2 separate regions of the Homo sapiens genome follow, and region 1 is linked to region 2. Evidence: read pairs that join two places in POLR2A ChIA-PET (ENCODE). Cell type or tissue: A673. All regions are shown on one strand. Links, peaks and the distances in the headings refer to the core of each region. The heading gives the core; the rest is flanking DNA.

Evidence for each region. ChIA-PET counts read pairs that join two places held together with the same protein. Peaks named below come from ENCODE experiments on the same cell type or tissue, not always from the same donor. Only the 100,000 strongest peaks of a DNase experiment are listed, where the experiment ranks them.
Region 1: POLR2A ChIA-PET joins it to region 2 with 5 read pairs; 3 of 35 experiments call an interaction of 5 or more read pairs at or near these places.

What each region holds. Positions count from the first base shown.
Region 1 is chr2:188,590,085-188,601,254 of GRCh38, forward strand. GULP1 (GULP PTB domain containing engulfment adaptor 1) reads left to right here. Exons shown (of 12, transcript NM_016315.4): 12 at 3,856-5,842. The coding sequence ends at 3,927. It overlaps LOC124906107 (a long non-coding RNA gene), which reads right to left. Exons shown (of 2, transcript XR_007087590.1): 1 at 9,216-11,170; 2 at 7,613-8,773. Among named protein-coding and RNA genes, the nearest start is that of DIRC1, 190 kb to the right of the region's middle. In A673, for the core only: no CTCF peak of the experiment used is centred there; no DNase peak of the experiment used is centred there.
Region 2 is chr2:188,696,160-188,707,329 of GRCh38, forward strand. All of the region lies in intron 2 of LOC105373790 (a long non-coding RNA gene), which reads left to right. Among named protein-coding and RNA genes, the nearest start is that of DIRC1, 88 kb to the right of the region's middle. In A673, for the core only: no CTCF peak of the experiment used is centred there; a DNase peak (open chromatin) is centred at 5,882; H3K27ac peaks cover 1,229 bases.

The sequences.
Region 1 (11,170 bases), core at 5,545-8,044, 110 kb before region 2:
TCCTCAGCTTCCTGAGTAGCTGAGACTACAAGTGTGCACTACCACGCGTGGCTAATTTTTGTATTTTTTGTTAAAAACAGGGTTTCATCATGTTGTCCAGACTGGGCTTGAACTGCTGGGCTCAAGCGATCTACCCACTTAGACCTCCCAAAGTGCTTGGACCACAGGCATGAGCCACCATACTTGGCCATGATTGTTTCTTTTAGTCCAATATTTACTTGCAAGGTCACTTTAACAAAAGTAAAATAATATTTTCTTCATCTAAAGTCTATGATGGCTTTTATTATTAATCGTGCTAGCCTAATGAATCTAATGCAGACATTTAGCTATCTTTGCATATCATATAAAAACTTAATATAGTACAATGGGTTGTGAACACCATATTGAGTTAATAAGCCTAGTGAGACATTTAGTTTTCATCTTTCATTTACAGAGTATTGTGACTAAGCTATTTTTAAGAGAATCGAATTATTAAGTTTGAAATCACAGAAACATCTCATGCATGTAAGCATTTATGCAGAAATGTTAGACCATATTTCAGTATAAGCAGTTAGAAAATTAAACATCTATTTGAAATCAATAATGTAGCTATTTGATTTGACATAATTTAAACTGTCCAGTACATGTCACCAACAGGAAAATAAGTGGAATAGTATTGATAGCCCACACTGTAACATGTGAGCTATAATAATTTAATACATTAAAAAACAAGCATGGCAAGTTCATGAATGATGAAAGAATCATGTATGAGTGGTGTTAAGTCAGCTAGCTAGTACTCTGGGAGAAGATCAATGTACTGCTGAAACTTACAGCAAATGCCGAGATAAATTTCAGAAGTAATCAACATTTTAAAATATTTAAAATATTATTGAATATTCATCAGACTTTTGAATTGAAAAGAAAATTTTATAAGGAAAAGAAAAATACGGACATATAGTATCCAATTTTTTAAAATTTACTGTCTAAAAATATATAAATACATTACATATACATAATTAAAGCAATTAGACAAATGGCTAGGAAACTAAAGAATCAACAGATAAATAAAAAAGCACTAGTTCACAAAAGAAGACCACAAGTGGCTTACACATATGTAGACATGTTCTGTCTAATCAAAGTAAACATATAAATCAAATAAAGAACTGTAATGCTATTTTAATCTAGCAGATTATTTTTTAAACTAATAATCAATCAATACAACTGAAAGTGTGATAAAACAAGCACTGTAAATTGTTGGCAGTCCAGAGTTAGTTCAGAGGTAACTATGGCCTAGCAGTCTCTTTAAAGGGTAGCTTGTTATTAATACTTTTATTTCTGTTTGATATCAAAACTTTAAAGCAATCTATTCTGATGAAAAAATAAGTATGAATGTGTTCAATCTCTGCGAATAAAAATACCTAGTCAACATTATTCATAATTTTAAAATGCTGAACGATTTTTTTTCAAATCAACGTAAAATGCATTTTTACGATGGAAACAATCATAAAAATTAATAGCATTTTATATAGTCATAATAAATTAGTTTTGTGGGAATTTAAAATAATCAGGGTCTGCAAAGATGAAAAGAGGAAGATAGAAAACTATATGTAATATATTACTTACATAAGAAAATTATATGGCATAAATATATATTCATATTATCATTAAAATCATTTTTAAAAATGTATAGATAGAAAAAAAGACATACCTCAAAATGTAGTGATTTTTCTTTCCTTGATATGCTTTTCTATTTCAAAATAAGAAAATTCATCAAAATCTTTCGTATAAAAAGCATATGGTGAATAATACTTTAATTATTTAATCATTCTTTTGTGTGACGTTAGCTTATGATAATTCCCATCACTACATAAGTAAATAAAGTCTCATTTTTATTAAGAAGTTTGAAGCTCAACAGGTGTGGGAAATTTTATCTGAGGAAGAAAGAAAATCAAGAAACCTTATAATATGTAAGGATCCTTAAAAAGTCAATATGGAGATAGATATTATTGTAAGTCATATACTAACACTTTATTATTAAAATAGTGATTGACCTCTGTTTTACTTTGGCTGCTATTCTGCTTTTCCAATATTGATAACACATTGACAAATAGTATTTTCAGGGTAATTGAAGTGATACTGGTTTACTAGCAGAATGAACTGATAAAATTTAAAAGTACCGTATGGTATCAAACATTTCCACATGTAACTCTCTTTCTATCTGTCATTATCTATCAATGTATCATCTATTTACCATTTGTAATATACCAGAAGATGACATAATATACAGATCTTCAGATATCCAAATAAAATAATTTTAAAGAAAAGTTTACTTACAGTATTTTAGTTTAAAGTATTTATTTTTCTAAGTATTTGCTGGCTGTTTGAAAAATATAAATAAATATGGCAAAATGTATTTTGTGATAAGAATAGATTTTTAAAAAATAATGATAAGTAGTCTCATATTTACTCAACTAAATAAAGATTGTATTCCAAGTACTGGAAAGACATTTTGAAAAACTTTCACAATGATTACATCACTGTAATTGCTATATAGTAGTAGTCTCTGTGCTGTAAACATAAAGAATATTCTTTGAACATTAATAACAAATAAAGTATGGCTTACAGCTTTGTAACTACCTTCCTCCTCTATATGATGATGTTTACATTGGATTTATAGAAAGATAAGAACATTTACATAATTATTCTAAATAAAAGTAATTTGGAGAGATGCAAAAAGATACCCAATTAGCTAACATACAAGTAGATATAGTCAGTCCAATTAAATAAAACACCCAAAGCAGAGGTGAAAACCAATGGTTACCTTTAGGAGACATTTTGTTTTCTTTAGGAATACACTGCTATCTGCATATTATTTGCCAATAATGTGTTGCATGGCCACTCCAAATTACAAATTACCTTTCTGAAACATTTCAGTTCTGTTAGTAAGAAAAAAAAGGTAGAGTATGTAGAGAGCACTACCACATTTGCTTCTACAAGGAGACCTACAATGTAACCTCCACTTTCATTGATCAGTGCAAGTCTGTGCTTTTCATCTTTTTGTAGGCCAATGTGTATAGATTTACAGGAAAGGGTAGGAATGGGGAGAGGTGGCAAGACTGGAGATGGCCCACAGTTCAATTATCTTATGCAATAAAAAAAAAAGAGATTGGAGTGAAGGAGGACAGACTCCTATGCCATTATTTTAATTCAAAATCTTGGTGGAAAAACACTTTCTTAGCAATTGTGTTCTTATACTCAATAAATCATAGACAACTTAACTTCTAAAATATGCAAGGAAGAGTAGGAGTCAAAGAAGCCAGTCCGCTACAAGCAACAGCAAGGCTAGTAGGGGAAGTTTTCTCCATGGCAAAGTAATCTGCAGTTGTGTGTTCCACAGAGGATACGGCATTGCATTTAAAAGAAGTATTTTACCCGGGCTCTGGTCAGTGCTAACCAGGAATAAGGTGAAAATCATCAGGCTATCTTGAACCTCTCATCAATTTGAAGCCTAACTATCTTAATAATATTTAAATTAATAATAATTTTTAAAGCTAACAGATTTCATTTACAATAGAATGATGTAGTAACTAGCCTTTTCTGAAAAAGAAACCTTTATCTTAATTTTATGTTTTCTCTTCTGTCTCTCATGCATGCTAACCTCACATAGATTTAAAACATTAAAGTGTTAATGGGTCTGAAAGAACTACCAGTGCTATACACCTATATAAAAATTCAGCAAGTCAACATTTGACATATAGTTATTTATTAGTTGATCAAAGCATGAATATTTCAACTTTAGTGCATAGTCTTTTTTATTCACTGATTTTATTTTGCTGTAAGCATTTCAGATATTAATTATTTTATTCTGTTTTACAGGAGGGGTTCAAAATGGGACTAACTCTTGAAGGCACAGTATTTTGTCTCGACCCGTTAGACAGTAGGTGCTGACATCAAGAACAAGAAATCCTGATTCATGTTAAATGTGTTTGTATACACATGTCATTTATTATTATTACTTTAAGATAGGTATTATTCATGTGTCAATGTTTTTGAATATTTTAATATTTTGAAAATTTTCTCAGTTAAATTTCCTCACCTTCACTATTGATCTGTAATTTTTATTTTAAAAACAGCTTACTGTAAAGTAGATCATACTTTTATGTTCCTTTCTGTTTCTACTGTAGATGAATTTGTAATTGAAAGACATATTATACAAATACCTGCCTTGTGTCTGAGTTCTATTTAGTTAGCATCTTGAAATTTGTATTCATTTTCCAGATGGCTAGTTTATTAATGATTTCCCAAAAGCCATACCTTAAAGATAACTTTTTAAATTCTGAAGAGACATGCCAATGTCAAACTAAACATGTTCTGTTTTTAAACCAACAAACATGTTACTATTCATTGGACAGATATCATTTTATGTATAAATACTGTTCACATCACTGGGAAAATGTAAACTTTAAACATAATGCCACAAGGTCACTAATTTCTAGCAGGTAAAATTATAAGGATATAAATTCCAATAATAAACCAAATGTATTTAGAGTATTTATTAGTAAATGCAAGGTGATGTTAGTTATGATCAGTTATACTCTAAATATTTAATTTGTTTTATAAAGGTAGTGAAAAAATGAAAATTTGCTATTTATTAAAAAACATTAAATTTCATTCCAAATGAGATAAGTGATATTACTATAACATCTAAGCATCATCTGATTTGATATTCCCTAAAAAACATTTGGAATATATGCTATCTATAGATTCAGTATCTACTACCCATATTTACTTTACCAAATATATTTCTCCTCACTGCATAAGGACTACTCTTCTCATATTTTCTTCTTTGATGAAGATATTTTTCACCAAAGTTTATTTTGTGATGCCCTCTTGGTTTTGATACTTTAAAATCTGTGGCACCCGTTCTACATGAATTATCAATATTTGGTAAATTCAATCTGTATTTGTTTTGTTAAAGTCAAAAATCTCATTTTCCAAAAAAAAAAAAAAAACCCAGTTACTGCTCAGTTTAGTCTTGAACATGAGCAATAAAATTCTCTTGCATTTCATTATTGATGTGCTGATGAACCTGGACTTTTAAAAATATTTGTTTCCTATACCTTTACCCTTTACCTAACAGACTAATTTGTACTCAGTAAAACAAAAATTTATGGTCAAAATTTCTAACTTGGTTCATCACATTATAAGATAAATAAATTAAATTAATGAAAATGTGACTTAGAGTAGGGGTAGCCCTCAAAAATAGATTTATCATTTACTCATTGGAATTTTCTTCAAGTGTTAAAGGTACATTTTCACTAGGAAAAGAAATCAAATATGCTTATGCAATATATATTTGTGTGTTTTTCCTTAATGTTATATGGTATATATGAGCCTTCTTGTTTAGTTTCTTTTATCTGCTAAGTTGTACCTTAATTAGAGGGCAATATATGTTTCATAAAGAAGAGTCTTTATAATTTTGTTTGTCAGATAGTATTTTGGAATTTGTATAATAAGGATGTTTAGAAGCCATATAAGTGGCTTTTTTTAACAGATAGAATTTGTATTTTTATTGTACTTTAAAAAGATTTATGTAATAGGTATATATTTAGTGGCCATTTATTATCAATGGTAACACAATGGAGTACTAAGATGGTATTTGCACATTTAAGATATGTTACTTTACCAATTTTTAATGGTAATCAACTCTGCTACTGGCATGATGAAATAGTACATAACTGGTCATTAATTATGAACATTTATTTCTCCAGTGCGTTTTTATGAAGATCTGGTTGAAAATTGTATTTCTATGTAAACTCAACGATATGTTTGGTTTTCCTGAAAATAAATGATTTTAAATAAATTAAATTGCATAATTCATTTGTTAAATAATCTCTAATTAATACAGACACATTCTGAAGCTAATTATGTAACAGATTTTCTTGATCATAAATGGAGATAAAAGAAAGGGAGGAAGAGGGAAAGGCAAAGAAGAAATAAAGGGCTTTACCTTTAACTTCATTTCTTGCAGCCCACACACATTTTAGCTTTATGAGCAAATATCATTCAGTTGTGAAAACAGTGGACTGATCCTGCTGGTGAGAGAGGTCATGATTTGCTTCCTTTTACCAGAAGCATCTGGTGCAAAAACTGTATTATGTAAATATCAATTTCATAACTGGAGGCTTTTTTTAACTTAGCAGTAATGAAAAGGGTGTCTTGGCTGATAGTTTTATAAAGGTGGAACTTGATAATAGGATGTGGATTATGACTAAGAGTGCAATCATGAAGAAGTTTTGAATCAATTTAAAACATGATGTTAAGTATTTTATGGACACGGGACTCACATGCACAGCCTTTGAACACCAAGGAACAATTCATCAATTCATTCAATAAAATTCATTTATTACTCACTTTATATGAATAACATGTACTTTATGGGGTAAGAAAACATCTAGCAAGTTTGCTAACAGATGTGTTAGCAGGTGGCATTAAATTGACAGGATCTCTGATTTCAGTCAGTTTATTGTCATAAAGTAAAAGTATGGGAAGCATATCAGTGAATAAATAAAAGCGAATATGTATCACAACACTGTGTGAACCAAAAACTTCCTCAGGAACACTTGTATTTAAGTATGTTTAAGTCTGGGTACCTCGTACTAGCTGATGTCAGGTATCAGTCATCCAGTGTGAAGTTTATCAGAGCAGGCCAATGGCAAAAATTTTCTTCGTCTCTTTTTGTTCTTTTATTTTGGATTTGGATTTTTCTAAAAAAATTTAATAATATTATGGGAATGTATTTTCAGTAGGATTTCTGATAGATAATATGTTGCATTTCTAAATACTGATTTTTTTATTCGTTTTTATGTTACTTAGCATAACCCTGAAAAAACTGGCTGTTAATGTTTTTCTATTCCAGTGTTTCCACATATACTTCCAGATTCAATATTTACTCATGATTTTGGGCTTCATCCTCTGTTAAATTACTTGAAGAATCTTGGAGTCAATTTTGACAACTGAATTTCAGACTCCACCTAAACTACACCCTGTATAGGGAACTTACAAATGTGATGGTCACAGTTGGAATTGCCCTTGGACCCCTGTGTCTCATGCAGAAAATGTCTTCTTCCTATATAACTTCAGACAAATATTTAAAATCTCACCCTTCTAAGTGCATCTCACAAATTTGACACAAACCTTAATTCTTGTACATTTATTTCATGTTTTGATCTTTTGTTGTTAAGGTCTGTGATAATCCACTAATGAAACTCCCTCCCTAAAAGCATAATTTCTCTAGAATTCTAAGTGGGATTTTCTTAATCTAGCAAGAACGCCACCTCCTAAAATCATTTATGGTCTATTTTCTTGCTTTCGAAATACAGTTTAAGAAATATGAACATTACATAAGTAGCAGACAGCATTGTCTTTCTCTGGATTCATTTTTTTCTGCTCTACTTCTTAGCTTCTAATCAATACTATGCCAATTCCAATGGCATACTTAAGAAGTAGTTGAGTTGAAAGGCTCATTTCTCATTTTTCTGACATTACATGATAAATTGAAATAACCAAATTTCTTATTTCTATATCATTAACATTGTGTTTTTTGTCAGTTAATAGTACCACGAAGACTATGTAACACAAATTTTGTAAAAATTTATTTCCTTTACCTTAGCTACATTTTTGGCATTCATTCAGATCTACATGCCAAATTCATTGAACCAAATCTTCTAGTTTCCAAGCAATTCTATAGACACCTTGGAATATTCATTAAGACTTTTAAAGGTTTGTATTTTCATTAAAGAAGGCCTGATTAGAAGCTATAGAAGTTGTCTTCTGAAAAGTATTTTCCAGTACCCACTGGAATAACAAAGTTCTCTGTGAAAGAGCACTCTGAAATCTCATAGTATTTTCTCAGTACCTTGGACATAATCAACTTATGATAGTTAATATATTTTCTAAAAATCAATAACACATTGTCTAAGAAACAGCTTTCTTTTTGTATTTTTAATAAAGCATTTTTAAAAAAGCTTTGCTCTCCATTTTTCAAACATTTTGAAGGAAGGATTGCCTTGACATCCTTCCTCTTTGTTACCAAGCACAACACTTTGTCCATAAGCATTCATTAAAAGATTGCATATTTATTTAGATGCTTCTTGCCAATGATGTGAACTTAAATTTTGTATGTTCTCTTAGAAAAGAACAACATGCCTTCAAATAAATGTTGGGAGAAGATAACCACTATCTCATTTTCAATAAAATATTTACTATTATTTTAACTTCTATTGTAGCAATAATTTGCTAAATAAATCTCTTAGTAATTATTGAAGTTTGTCTAACAATCACCATAGAATCATAGACTAAGGAAGTCTGGCCCAATTGATAGAGGAAAAACAAAATAATGGTTACTTAGTGTCAAAGAGGCTATGAAGATTCAAACATGAATGTTATGTAATTAAGGGACAGGGCCTGTGCTCACGGGGTTGGAGAAGTATTTAAGCGTGTATATTAAAGAATGACAGCTAAAAACACAAACTGTAACTTTTCTTGAATCCCATATTGTGGTCACACAGTTTTTACTGGTTTGATGTATTTTTAAGTTCATATTTCTGTCCTTTTTATTGTCCTCTTATTTCAAATGAGCTTTCAGAAGAACATGTTGGGGTCCTTCCCAACTGCCTACTCCCTCCCCTCTGTCTGGCCAGGCTGTTATGTTCTAGTCAGTTCCAAAGGTCACTTGTTCCAGTTGAAATAGCTGTCTGGATGGCTTGGAACTAGTCCAGACACTGGTTCTTTCCTGCAAAGAAAGCAAAGATAGATGTTTGTTTCTTGGCTACATTTTGAAAGGAAAAAATAAAATAATTTTATGGCTGGACCATGCTTGAAAAAGATCATATAATTCTAGAACCCATTTAAAATTGTTATTATTTTCCAATATTTTGTGTCTATTTTTATTTTTTATATACTTTTCAAAATCAGTTGTTTAGTATCAGTATCATTAGATAAATAGGCAATTGTGTGTCAGAAGTATATACAGATAGATTTTGTTACATTTTAATTAAATACTAATTTCTCTCTCACACACGCACTCCATTTAACTATTCAGTTCTTTATTTATCTTATTCTTAGTAGCTGCTTTAACTAAAGAAAAATAAACTTGAGTCAGGCTAGACAGTACAGGGAATGGAGGAGACAGGTAGTGAGGGGATACTCATAAATCTTCATAGATATCAACTTACCCACACTTGGCAAAGTGGCTGTGTGCACATATTTGACCTCTTCACTTTTCAGACAAGTTGAACCATTTTCGGGCCAGGGAGTACAAAGAATGATGCAGTTATCTGAAAAGTTGTTTCTACAGTGATTTCTCTTTAATCTCCCCTACTTCCCTCATAATGCCTGCAGTTTTTGTGTTTTCTACATAAAAGGAATTAAACAGAAAAATTGCTAAAAATAAGCTGGTTACTGTTTCATGACTTCCAGCCACCAATGGCAATTAGAAAAACAAATATTCCTTCCTTGGAATCACTTGAGTTCGTAAATTTGTAAACCATACAGCTCTTGAATTTTTAAGTAACTTTTAAAAAGATTCCTTACAATGAACAAAGCCTGATCTGTAGGGAACTAACTAAAATCGTTAACACTCTATGCTTTGATGTTACAGCTTTGCTTACAGCATTAATTCAGCATTCTTTGACTTTGGGAAATTCATGTAATGGGGTTTTATGTCTGACATTCACAGGCATTAGCCATTCTTGGCATAAGGAAAGGAAGAAATTCCCCCAAATAAACCTAAGATTTAAAAAACAATTATCAGAAGAATATGTATTTTACATTCTTTAACTTGCCTACTAGTTATAAATAAATATTAATCAATGACTTCTAAGTAAATAGTGTACCTGGCTCAGAATTAGAGATAATAGTAGTCTTGAAAAAAAGTACAGGAGCGATGACAAAACTGTTCTAGCCTTTGAATCTCCTTATTGTAGAAATATTTTATGTAAAATATTTCCCTTCATAACAATCAAAGTTGAATGCAGGGCAAAAATATCATTCTCTCCTTTCTCAACCTTTCCTACTCCTAGGTACACATTTAAAGACAGACCTCAGCATATATTTACAGTGGAAAAATGGAGCCTGTGTTTCTCTACAAAAGTATTAATGGCCTGCCACATCTTCAGGATGACTTCAAGATGAATAAGGTACGTCTCAAAAGAATTCCAAGGGTCCCCCTTTCCAAGTGAATATTAAACCTTGAAAATGCTGGAAAAAAAATTCTGAAACATACAAGATAATACTACATCGAAACACCAAAACACAGGTATTCTTACATGTACTCACATGGATAGAAATATTTAGATTCACAGAGAATTTGTCCTATACCTGGGTTTTTCAGGAACCTGCCTGTATGTGCTTAGGTTTTGTAATGTGTGTGAATATGAATATTAGAATACTTTCTTGAAATAGATTCAAATAAAACTTGCCTTTGACATGTTGAGTAATACTCTTTGAATGGCCTTTTTGGTAAAGTTTTTCTTGTTTGTTGTACCTGTAAAGGAAGGGAAATGCAGAGAATATAAAAATCCTCAGCATGCCGTTAAATCTTCCAAAGGCAGCAATTGCCCTGTGGGTTTCTCATCATTTTGCATCCCTTAATCCTTAATCATAGAGCTGGAGCTGGAGAAAACAGCTGGCCCTGAAAACCACAAATGGGCTCAAGTATTTATTATGTTATGCAAATTGATCAAAACTCTACAACTCTTTAGAAAATAATTTACAAAAAGAAAGAAACCTAAAACAGTACTTTCTTCTTAACAAACAGTTCAACTTTGTTTTGTTAAAGAAGCAATAAAGAATATTGATCTGATCAAATAAGATTTATTAAATAGTTTCTAGACAGAAAATAAAGTCAATGAGACCATGGAAAGCACATGAGTCATATGACCTAGTTGAGTTTATTTAGAACACACACACACTCACAAAAATTTGGGATTCCATCAAAACCAGATTGTTTCCCGCACTGTTCCCCGACTAAAAATTCGAAAGTCAAAGGAAAATTGGACAAAAATGTTCAAAAACGCTATGCACCAAAATTTCTAATAACAAACAAAACAAATGGGATAAAGAAAAAACTGTGTTATACCATTTTGATTTTTATTTGTCTGTTCAATAGTATTTTTATTTCATATAAATA
Region 2 (11,170 bases), core at 4,857-7,356:
ACTTGCCAAAACTGTAAAGCCTGGACTCAGATGGGAACGTGATGAGAGTTGACATTTGTTGCGTTTAAACTTTACCCAACTACATATTTCCCAAAGTAAACATCACCTTCACAAAAGGCAACACAACTATAGTTTGATTAGAAAGCTTAGATCTAGCTCAGTATTGGACACAGGTTTTCTGTGGAATGTCTAGAAAGAAACACAGTTTAGAATAATGAGGTAGAGAAGTAAAGAGAAAAATAAAGCTGATAAGTAATTTCTTTTATTTAGGATTTGGTTTCCCAGGTCAAGAAGACTGTGAGAGTGAAGTAGAGTAGAAAGATAAAAAGAGCAGCCATACCACAAAACAAAGGGTGTTAAAACTGAACAGGAATTACTGTGAGCCCCCATGGGTCCCTCAAAGATAAAACTAGAAAGGAGTTGTGTCCTTAGCAGGAAGAACTGAGTAAGAGTACAAAGAAAATAGAAGGATGCATGTTCTAGAAAATAAAGTCACTCTGTTCCTTATTTCTAACTGCCTCTCTTTACAATATATTTTGGTGCAACCAGTGCTCATTCAAAAATGAGTTTTGTCAGAAATAAACAAATTAAGTTATTGTACGTCAAAACTGCCACCATAAAAGGAATAGACATATAATCAAAAGGTAACTCATAGACCTCAAGAAAAATCACTCTGCCAAAATACAGGAAATAGTAGAAAATTATCTTTTATAATCCCTAAAAAATGAGAGGTAACTACATCCTTTTTAAAGAAGCACAGAAATGAGAGAGAATAGTTTTATGAAATCATAAGATGATAAGGGTGCAAATGTAAAGCTTGATAACAGAGCATGGGGAAGTAAATTAAAATAAGCAAGGTGCTATAAAAACTAAAAAGAATAAAATGACTGAAAATAATATCAGAAACATGTGGCTAGGTTTATAACAAAAGGAAAATACCAAGTAATTAAAAAGCACTACAAAAAATTTAAAGTATGGAAATAAAGAACATTTGGGCCACACATGATTGGTGGTTTTGAAAAAAGCAGAACTCATAGAATACAAAATCTATTCAACTTTATAACAGGAAGAAACTTTAACTGAAATAGGAGACTGGACTCCAGAGATTTATGATACAAACAGTTTACCAGAAGAAATGAGAGAGAACAATAGACATCAGATATGTTTCAGGTATTCAACATCAGTTACGATTAGTGCCCAGACAGAAGGCAGTAGGCGTTTACACCAGAAGATAATGCATTCTATCCATTAAATGATTTCTACAAAATATCTACAAATGATGTTCTTCTTTTGACAGAAAGGAAGTACCCCATATTTTTGCCTAGGTACATTTTTGTCCAGTGTAACAACAGCAGACAGATGATCATAAGTGCCTATGAACTATTATTAACATAAATTATGAAAGGAGTAAGAAAAATGAGAGACATATAAATGTACATTATATCGTCTCTACTAATAGAGAGTAAATAGAAAGTTTGCTAATTGAAGTGTAATTTCAAAAACTCCAGACATGTCTATAAATCTAATAATTTATGTCAAAGATATGTGGGGATTTTATTTTGCTATTTTTGCATATTAACTGTAATGTCAAATTTTTCAAAATAAGATTAAAAACTCCAAACACTTCAATTTTTTGTCTTTTTAATCTTAATGTTAGAAGGATATTTTCAGAAATAATACAATTTTTGATAAAGAAAAAATTGCCTGAAATGTAGCAATTCTACAGGTTTTACAGCAATTTGGAAGTTACATCCAATTAAAATTAAATATAATCATTTAATTAAGACTAGAATACATCTTGAATATTAAGTTAATATATACATTTTTTTTGCTCTAGGAGAGTTGTCTACAATTATGTTGATCAAATGTTATTGATGTTTCCAGTAATTAGGATTTGGGAGATTAACCAAAACCACCCTTCCCACATTTATGGAAAGCATAGCTTTTTAAAATTAAATAATGAGCAAGTAAAAGAATATATATTATTTTGTTCATATACTTTGCCCACTTTTTCATGGGGTTGTTTTTTTCTTGTAAATTTAAGTTTCTTGTAGAATCTGGATATTAGCTCTTTGTCAGATGGGTAGATTGCAAAAATTTTCTCCCATTCTGTAGGCTGCCTGTTTACTCTGACGATAGTTTCTTTTGCTATGTAGAAGCTCCTTAGTTTAATTAGATCCCATTTGCCAATTGTGGTTTTTGTTGCAATTGCTTTTGGTGTTTTAGTCATAAAGCCTTTGCCCATGTGTATGTCCTGAATGGTATTGCCTAGGTTTTCTTTCAGGGTTTTTATGGTTTTAGGTCTTATGTTTAAGTCTTTAATCCATCTTAAGTTAATTTTTGTGTAAGGTGTAAGGAAGGTGTCCAGTTTCAGTTTTCTGCATATGGCTAGCCAGTTTTCCTACATCATTTATTAAATAGGGAATCCTTTCCCCATTGCTTGTTTTAAGAAGACATTTATGTGGCCAACAAACATGAAAAAAAGCTCATCATCACTGGTCATTAGAGAAATGTAAATGAAAACCACAATGAGATACCATCTCACACCAGTTAGAATGGTGATCATTAAAAAGTCAGAAACAACAGATGCTGGAGAGGATGTGGAGAAGTAGGAATGCTTTTACACTGTTGGTGGGAGCGTAAATTAGTTCAACTATTGTGGAAGACAGTGTGGCGATTCTGCAAGGATCTAGAACTAGAAATACAATTTGACCCAGCAATCCCATTACCGAGTATATACCCAAAGGATTATAAATCATTCTACTCTGAAGACACATGCACGCATATGCACACTATTCACAATAGCAAAGACTTGGAACTAACCCAAATGCCCATCAATGATAGATTGGATAAAGAAAATGTAGCACATATAACCATGGAATACTATGCAGCCATAAAAAAGGATGAGTTCATGTCCTTTGCAGGGACATGGATGAAGCTGGAAACCATCATTCTCAACAAACTAACACAGGAACGGAAAACCAAGCACCACATGTTCCCTTTCATAAGTGAGAGTTGAACAATGAGAACACATGGACACAGGGAGGGAAACATTACACACTGGGGCCTGTTGAGGGGTGGAGGGCAAGGGGAGGGAGAGCATTTGGATAAATACCTAATACATGTGGGGCTTAAAACCTAGATGACTGGTTCATGGGCTCAGCAAACCACCATGGCTCATGTATACCTATGAAACCTGCACGTTCTGCACATGTATCCCAGAACTTAAAGTGTATTACAAAAAAAAAAAAAAAAAAAAAGAACATGGAGCACCTAGAACTTACACATTGCAGCAGGAAAGCAGTTTGGCAGATTCTTATAAAGTTAAACTCAACAAGACCCAACAGCGCCACTCTGCAAGAGGGCCTGTTGGGAGGTCAGGGGCTAGGGGAGGGATAGCATTAGGAGAAATACCTAATGTAGATGATGGGTTGATGGCTGCAGCAAACCACCATGGCACGTGTATACCTATGTAACTTACCTGCACGTTCTGCACATGTATCCCAGAACTTAAAGTATAATAATAAAAAAGAATATTTTAATATATCTTCTTTATGTGTGTGTATATATGTATGTATGTATATACATATAAACACATATGGAGAAATTGCCAGAAACATAATAGTAGTAAAAAGGTACTTGTTTTAGGCTTGAAAATCATATATATAATTTGGAAAAAATATTTTTATTAAGTTTGTTACATGTTCCACTACTATAGAATATACCTTCCTTTCAACTAGCTAAAAAATCACTTGCAAATAATATTGTTTGTTACAAAGTAACATTACAAGAAAAATTCAATGAACGCTATCATGAACATGACTGAACATGGGTTTCCATAGCACATAAAAATGTCACCATATTGAAAAGTAAATATACATTTGCTAATAAAGAACCTGAGCATGAACAGAAGATGTGAGAAGTAGTTAAAAAATTATTAAATACTTTATAAACACCATTGTACTTAAGAAATTGAAAATAATGGCACAAAAACTTCTATTTTGAAGTTTGGGCTATTTTAAAACTGAAAATTAATGTTTTAAGAGTGAGATTAGAAAGACAATCCTCATAGAATTCTTTTGAGTTAGAAAATTGGAACAATGTAAAGGAAAATTTTCTTCCAGTGTAGTCAATTGTTTAAAAACTATTTCTTGCAATGTGTTCCCAAATTTTGACTTCTAGGAATTTGTCTTAAGGAAAAAGGTATTTTGACAATGATTCTGAAGCTATTGTTGGTGTGGTATGACATGGTGGTTAAGAGAGATTCCAGAGAAGATTTGCATGAATTAAAATCTTATTATCTGTCACTTTCTATCTGACGTTAATCTCACTTGCCTCAGTTGCTCATCTGTAAAATTAGGATAACTATAGCTAAGGAGTTGTTATGAGAATTTAATGAGTCTATATAGAAATTTGATTGGAATAATGCAGAGATAGCTAGTGTTAACTATTTTGTTCTATCCAAATATCCCATAATAGTGGTATTTATAACAACAAACACTATAACCAACCTAAATATCTAAAACTATTAGGATAATTAAAAAAATTATAATCTACATATAGAATTATGAAATCACTATAAAAGATATTTATTGACATGAGAACTATCATCTATAGATTACACTGAAGCTTTAATTGAGGCGGATTATGAAAGTTATCTAAAGAAAGTCTTCAAATAATCCTAAATCTAGATAAATATTCCAAAATGTTTATATAATCTAGTGATATATGCCCTATGATTTTCTTTATATTTATTGCATTTTACAAATTTATACATGTATCAAATTTTTATATTGAATGCATGTTACTTTAATAATCAGACATTAATGCTTTAAAAAATAAACTGATTCAAATAAATACACAGTAACTGCTTAAAAATCTAAAATGTATTTTTCTTGAATTTTGTGGCTCATGAACAACTAATGTTTGGCTACATTTTAATTTTATACATTAATTAGATAGTAAATGTATTGTGGAATGTTTAGATTGGCTAATAAATAATAAATTTGTTTCATCTTTTAAGTAAAAATTTAAAATTTATAAGCAGGATGTTTTTGAAAGGTTAAATGGATTATAAGCCAATATTATCCTTCTTTAGATTTACTATACCATTATTGTTATTTCCATAAGGTTGCTACTTTCTTTACTATGTGCTCCTAGTATACGTTAAATAGAAAAAAGAAAAACTGTACTGAATGAGAAGACTTTCTAATTATATTCCTTAGAGAAAAGAGTCAGTATATGAGAGGGAATAAAAACACTCTAATTTGTGGCTGTAAGTATAAAAAATTAACAAAGGAAAATTCTATTTTCTTGGTTTGTTATCATGTGAAAAACAAGCCATCAATTTTAATTAAAAAATAAAAACTTTACATACTTTTCTGTTGAGAACATATCTAATAGAAAATTTTAAAACAAAATTAACAGAGAAAAAAGAAAAACATTGGAGAAATAAGAAGCATCTTATTTCAAATAAAAACAATTCTCACACAAGGAAAATGTTAGACAAGTCACTGTTTTTAAAATGCTGTATCCCATTATATTTAAGTTTCTATTGTGTCTGTAATAACCTAGAATGAAGAGTATTCCAATTTGCTTTGAACAGACTTAGAATAAAAATTCTACATTACTTTTTAGTCATGCTCCAGGGCAAGAGATTTATTATAAGAATTTCCTTATTGTTTACAATTTTGATAATTTGTTATAAAAGCTGATAACTATACACATTTTTATAAAAGTTACAAAGCAGTACTTCTATTTGAAATCTCATCTAGTGACTATCCTCCTGAAAAAGGCTCACTTCAACTTTGCGTTGATATGTAATAGTCTGAGTCATCCAAATAGTGACTTGTGGACAAGATAATCTCATACTATGGAGGAAATACCATTTTAAGTATAAAGGAAGTTGTTTGGAATGGTTTTATTAATAAGTGTCTGACTGGGGCTTTACGTTATGACAAACCACAGCTTTAAAAAACATGAAAGAGCCTAAACAAAAGAGAGAAGACACACATATGATTTTTTTCTTTTTGACTCAAACCTAGGCATTGTATTGATGAAAAAACTTGGTTACTTCTTCACCACAATGAGTGAATTCCTCTTATCAATGGCAATCATTTAATAATATTTCCTCACATGTAGCAGAATGATGATAATACTCTGTATGCTGGAAGTTGTAATCCCTGAAAGCACAGTGCCACATCCCAGGCATTGGAAAGAAAATTGCTAATAAACTGAATGTTGGTAATTGTAGTTTTTAATCTTCTCTATATAGTCAATCCATCAGAGTACCAAATATCAGGAGGGAGAGATTAGAAATTCAAAAGTGGTATAATAAATAAATGCTTGTTAAACATTAGAAATTTAGCTGAAAGTTCTTTAACATTCTCTTCAACTTATCCTGAGAAAGAAATTTGATCATTACACAAATGAAGTAACAAAGTCAATAATTATAGTGATACCCTGTCTGTGGGCACAGAGTTTAGCTCCCTGAATGAGATGAGAAATGAGATTGATAAGGAAGAATTATACAAGACCTTGGAAATTAATTTAAAAAATACTGGGGTTAGCATATAAATTAGACATATTAAGTAGCAAAATTAATAGTTAATAAAATCAATTCAGTGATATGGAAAAATATCTTCAAGGAATTGAGTTAGAAGCAGAAAAATATTTAGATATAAAATATGAAAGATGAAAAATATAGAGAAGTTTGAGATGCAATATGAAAAGTGATTTACTAAAATAAAATGCATGTACTAATGGAATAAAAACAGGGATATTAAAAAGAAGGATTGTTAAATTTCAGATAAACTACAAGATAGCCATTAACACCCAGACACAACGTAACAGAATTTTTAATTACAAAGAAAACAAGGTGATGGATCTTCCCTGATCTAAGGAAGCTGAATCCTAAGTAGGAAGAGAGGAAAGCTAATAGGCAATCAGATTTAAAACTCAGATTCCACTCACAAAACATCACTAATCAGTAATAATGGAGGTGTTGGAAAAAATGATCACTTCTTCCCACATTTGGGAAACCAGTTGACTGCTTCTATTCCACCTGGTACATTGAAGATTTACTTTTCTAGAAATCGTAAAACCCAGAATATCTGGACTGGAGGCCATAAGACATGTTTATGAGCAGAGGTATATATGCTGTGCTGAAATAGAGAAATACATTGAATGTTTATCTAGATTAATGAGTTTTCCCCCACCCTATTCTTATAATTCATCTACCAGTACACTCTCAGGTAGGTCCAGAATATATCCAGAAGATACTTTTATAGAACCTAAGAGGACATAACTTAAGATATGGTTTTGTGGGCTAATCCATTGAAACTACAAACCAAAAAGAACTGTACTGTGTCATAATCTTAAATATGAACAAATCATCATACATTTTACATAAAAGGCAGAAATCCAAATCAACAATAAAAAAACTGAAAAAACAGAGTCTAAGAAAGGAGAAGATAACTTTAAATCAATAATCTTTCTATATTTTTACGTCTGAAAAATATCTGAATTTTAACTTTGTGCTTTTAGATAAAAATGATATATCTATGAAAGAAAAATAAAATGCTTTAAAACAATAATCTGAAGAATAGAAAAGTTCATGGACATTACTAATAAAAGAAAAATAACTGTCAGAGAGTTGGAAGAGAAAATTGGGAACATCTCTTTTAAAGCAGAGGAAAATTACAAAATGATGAAAAATAAGATATAAAATGTGAGGATATCAGTGGCCCAGTTTACAAAGTTCAACATAGGAGTGAAAGTAGGAGTTTACATATAAGAGAACAGAGGGCAGAACACCTTACAATTTCAACATCTCCCAGTCACAAAGACATAAATTTGAAGAGGCTGGAGGAATTCTGAACATAATGAATTAAAAGCAAGCTCGAACTATTAAAAACAAGCTCAAAGTAAGTTACATTATTGTGAAATTTCAGAAGACCAGTGACAAAAAGGAGACCCTAAAAACTTCCAGGAGAGGGGAAAATGGTTACAGACGAGTCCAGAGATTGAATGACAACAGGATTCCTAACAGCACCCTGATAGCTAAAAGAGCTGTATCTTATACATCGTTGTGGAGGTTGTGTGGGAAGTTTTTCAACCTACAATCTAAAATTAGCTGAATGATCAGCCATGTTAGAAAGTAAAGTACATATAAATGCAACATACAAGGTCTCTAAATATTTGTCTTTTTTATATCCATTCTCAGGAAGCCTTTGGAGAATATTCTCCACAAACTGAAATGAGTAAATCAAATAGAATTACATAGGATACAGGAAAAACAGCATATTCAGCAAAAGGGAGAGGTAAAGAGAACCTCCCAAATTAGGAGCAATGGAGTTGTCAGTATGACAGCTTATACTGAGCATAGAGGGAAAACAACCTAGAATAGAATACATCAAAAGGCTATAGGAGGAATTTATTTCAGAAGATTGAATAGAATGCTTGATTTATTTTGATGTATTGAGACAGATTTTTAAATATTGATAAGAAATTTAGGACTGAAATCATAGAAAATATAGATAAAATTAAACTGAAAACTATAATATATATAATTATGTAATCATAGTACATGCTTAATGATAATGTACTGAACTATCTATTGAGCTAATCGTAAGTACAATTTAACAACACTGGGAAAAAGAGTACTTAGGAAAGATGGGGAAGCAGAAGAAAGTGAAAGAGAACCAAATTTCTGTCTTTCATAGTGATAAATAAATGATATTTACAATTGAAAGTCAAAAACAAAAACAATGTTATTTATAGTTATGGAAGCTATATAACATTTTGCATTATGGATATTGTTTCTGAAGAAGTATAAATAGATGAGAAATGGTTTTCATTTCTACTCTTTGTTAAAAACCTTGAAAAATATTTTCACTTTCAAAACATGTAAGCTACATTTAAATTTAATAATAATAATTGAAGAAAATAGCCTTAAAATTCCTTGTAATAATAAGTGCCATTAGAATGGTACATACGGGAAATTTAAGAAAAATTTGTGAATCTAAACATTATTATACCCAGAATCTTATCTGGGTTTTAAATTTTCTTTTCATCTGTAAGGATAACAGACTTTCTCAGATTTAGAAAGGATAAAAAAATATATTCATTGGTACATAATAAGACTAAACAAGCATTCATATGGTTCTCATTTACCACTCTCAGTTGCCCCAGGACACCCAGGCCTAAGGACTTTCCTGAATTTATTCTTGAAAAAAATAGAACAAAGGTCAATTACGTAGAGATTTCTGGGGCCTTTGCTAACAGGGCTTTAGATTATTTATGGGTTATATCTTGTAGGCCCAAAAACAGAAATGAGCACAGTATGCTTAAAGAACAGAAAGAAGGCATGCATAATTTGCAGTGAACTGTTAGGAGAACTATATCAAGTTCACACGGAAGGAAGAGGCCAGATCATTTAAGCTGGGTATGGAGTTTGAATTATATTACACGTGAGATGAGGAGACGTTGAAGGCTTTTAAGCAGAAAAATAAGAAATCCGATTTAAAATGCTCACACACTGTAGTGTGGGTAATTCGTTTGTTGAGGAAGGAGGAAGTCCGGGAGGATAATTAGCAGTCAAGAGCAAAAGCACGGAGACAAGTTAGGTGACTATAGTATAGTTCAGTCGAAGATGATGATAACTTGGAGGAGGATGTGGACATGGAGAGAAGTGAACTGATACCTCTTTTCAGTGTTCACTGTTCATGTAGAGCAGGGTTCCCCACCACCTATCAGTCTGTGGTCTGTTAGGAACTGGGCTGCTCAGCAGTAGGAGAGTGGCAGGAGAACAGGCAAAGCTTCACCTGTATTTAGTCACACTCCATCACTCGCATTAATTCCTGAGCTCCGTCTCTTTTCAGATCAGCCACAGCATTAGGTGTTTTTCTTTTTTCTTTTCTTTTTTTTTTTTTTTTAACAGAGTCTCACTCTGTCTCCAGCCTAGAGTGCAGTGGCACCATCTTGGCTCATTGCAACCTCCACCTACCAGGTTCAAGCAGTTCTCCTGACTCAACCTCCCAAGTAACTGGGACTACAGGCATGTGCCACCACACCCAGCTAATTTTTGTATTTTTAGTACAGACGAGGTTTCACCATGTTGGCCAGGATGGTCTCGATCTCTTGACCTCGGGATCCGTCCACTTCAGCCTCCCAAAGTGCTGGAATTACAAGCGTGAGCCACCACACCTGGCCAGCATTAGGTTCTTAAGCAGCACAAACCCTATTGTGAACTGCACACATAAGGGATCTAGGTCGTACACTCCTTATGAGAATCTAATGCCTGATGATCTGTCACTGTCTCTCCTTACACCAGATGGAACCATCTAGTTGCAGGAAAACAAGCTCAGGGCTCCCACTGATTCTACATTACTGTGAGTTGTATAATTATTTCATTATCTTACAATGTAATAATAATAGCAATAAAGTGCACAATAAATGAAATGTGCTTGTATCATCCTGAAATCATCCCACCCACCCCAGTCTCTGAAAAAATTGTCTTCCACAAAACCAGTCCCTGGTGCCACAAAGGTTGGGGACCATTGATATAGAGGATTTTGTGATGGATGCTATCTGGGAAATAAGAGGAGTCAAGGATAACTCCCCATAATAGGAGAAACATTAGAGAATGTGGAATCACACAAATAAAAAAAAAAGTTTTGAAGAAGTAGAAATGATCAATTTTCAATTGCTGCTGAGAGATCAAACACAGTAAGGACTAAAAGCTGACCACTGAATTTGAAAATATAGAGCAGATTGGCAGCCAAGGTAAGACAAGTTTTGGAGGAGTGGTGGAAATGGAAGCATAATTGAATTGAGCTAATGAGAGCTGGAAAGGCATAGAAGTGGATAGGGTGATTATAAGCAACTCAGTTTAGTTGAGAAGAGATATAGGCAGCAAATGCATTTTCTAGATTTTCATGAATTTTTTTGACTGTCCATACAGTATTATTTTCATCTGATATAGTTTGACTGTGTACCAAATCTCATCTTGAATTATAGCTCCCATAATTCCCTTGGGAGGTCGTGGGAGGAACCTGGTGAGAGGTAATTGAATCAGGGGGCAGGTCTTTCCCATGCTTTTCTCATGATAGTGAATAAGTCTCATGAGATCTTATGGCTTTATAAAGGGGAGTTCCCCTACAGAAGCTCT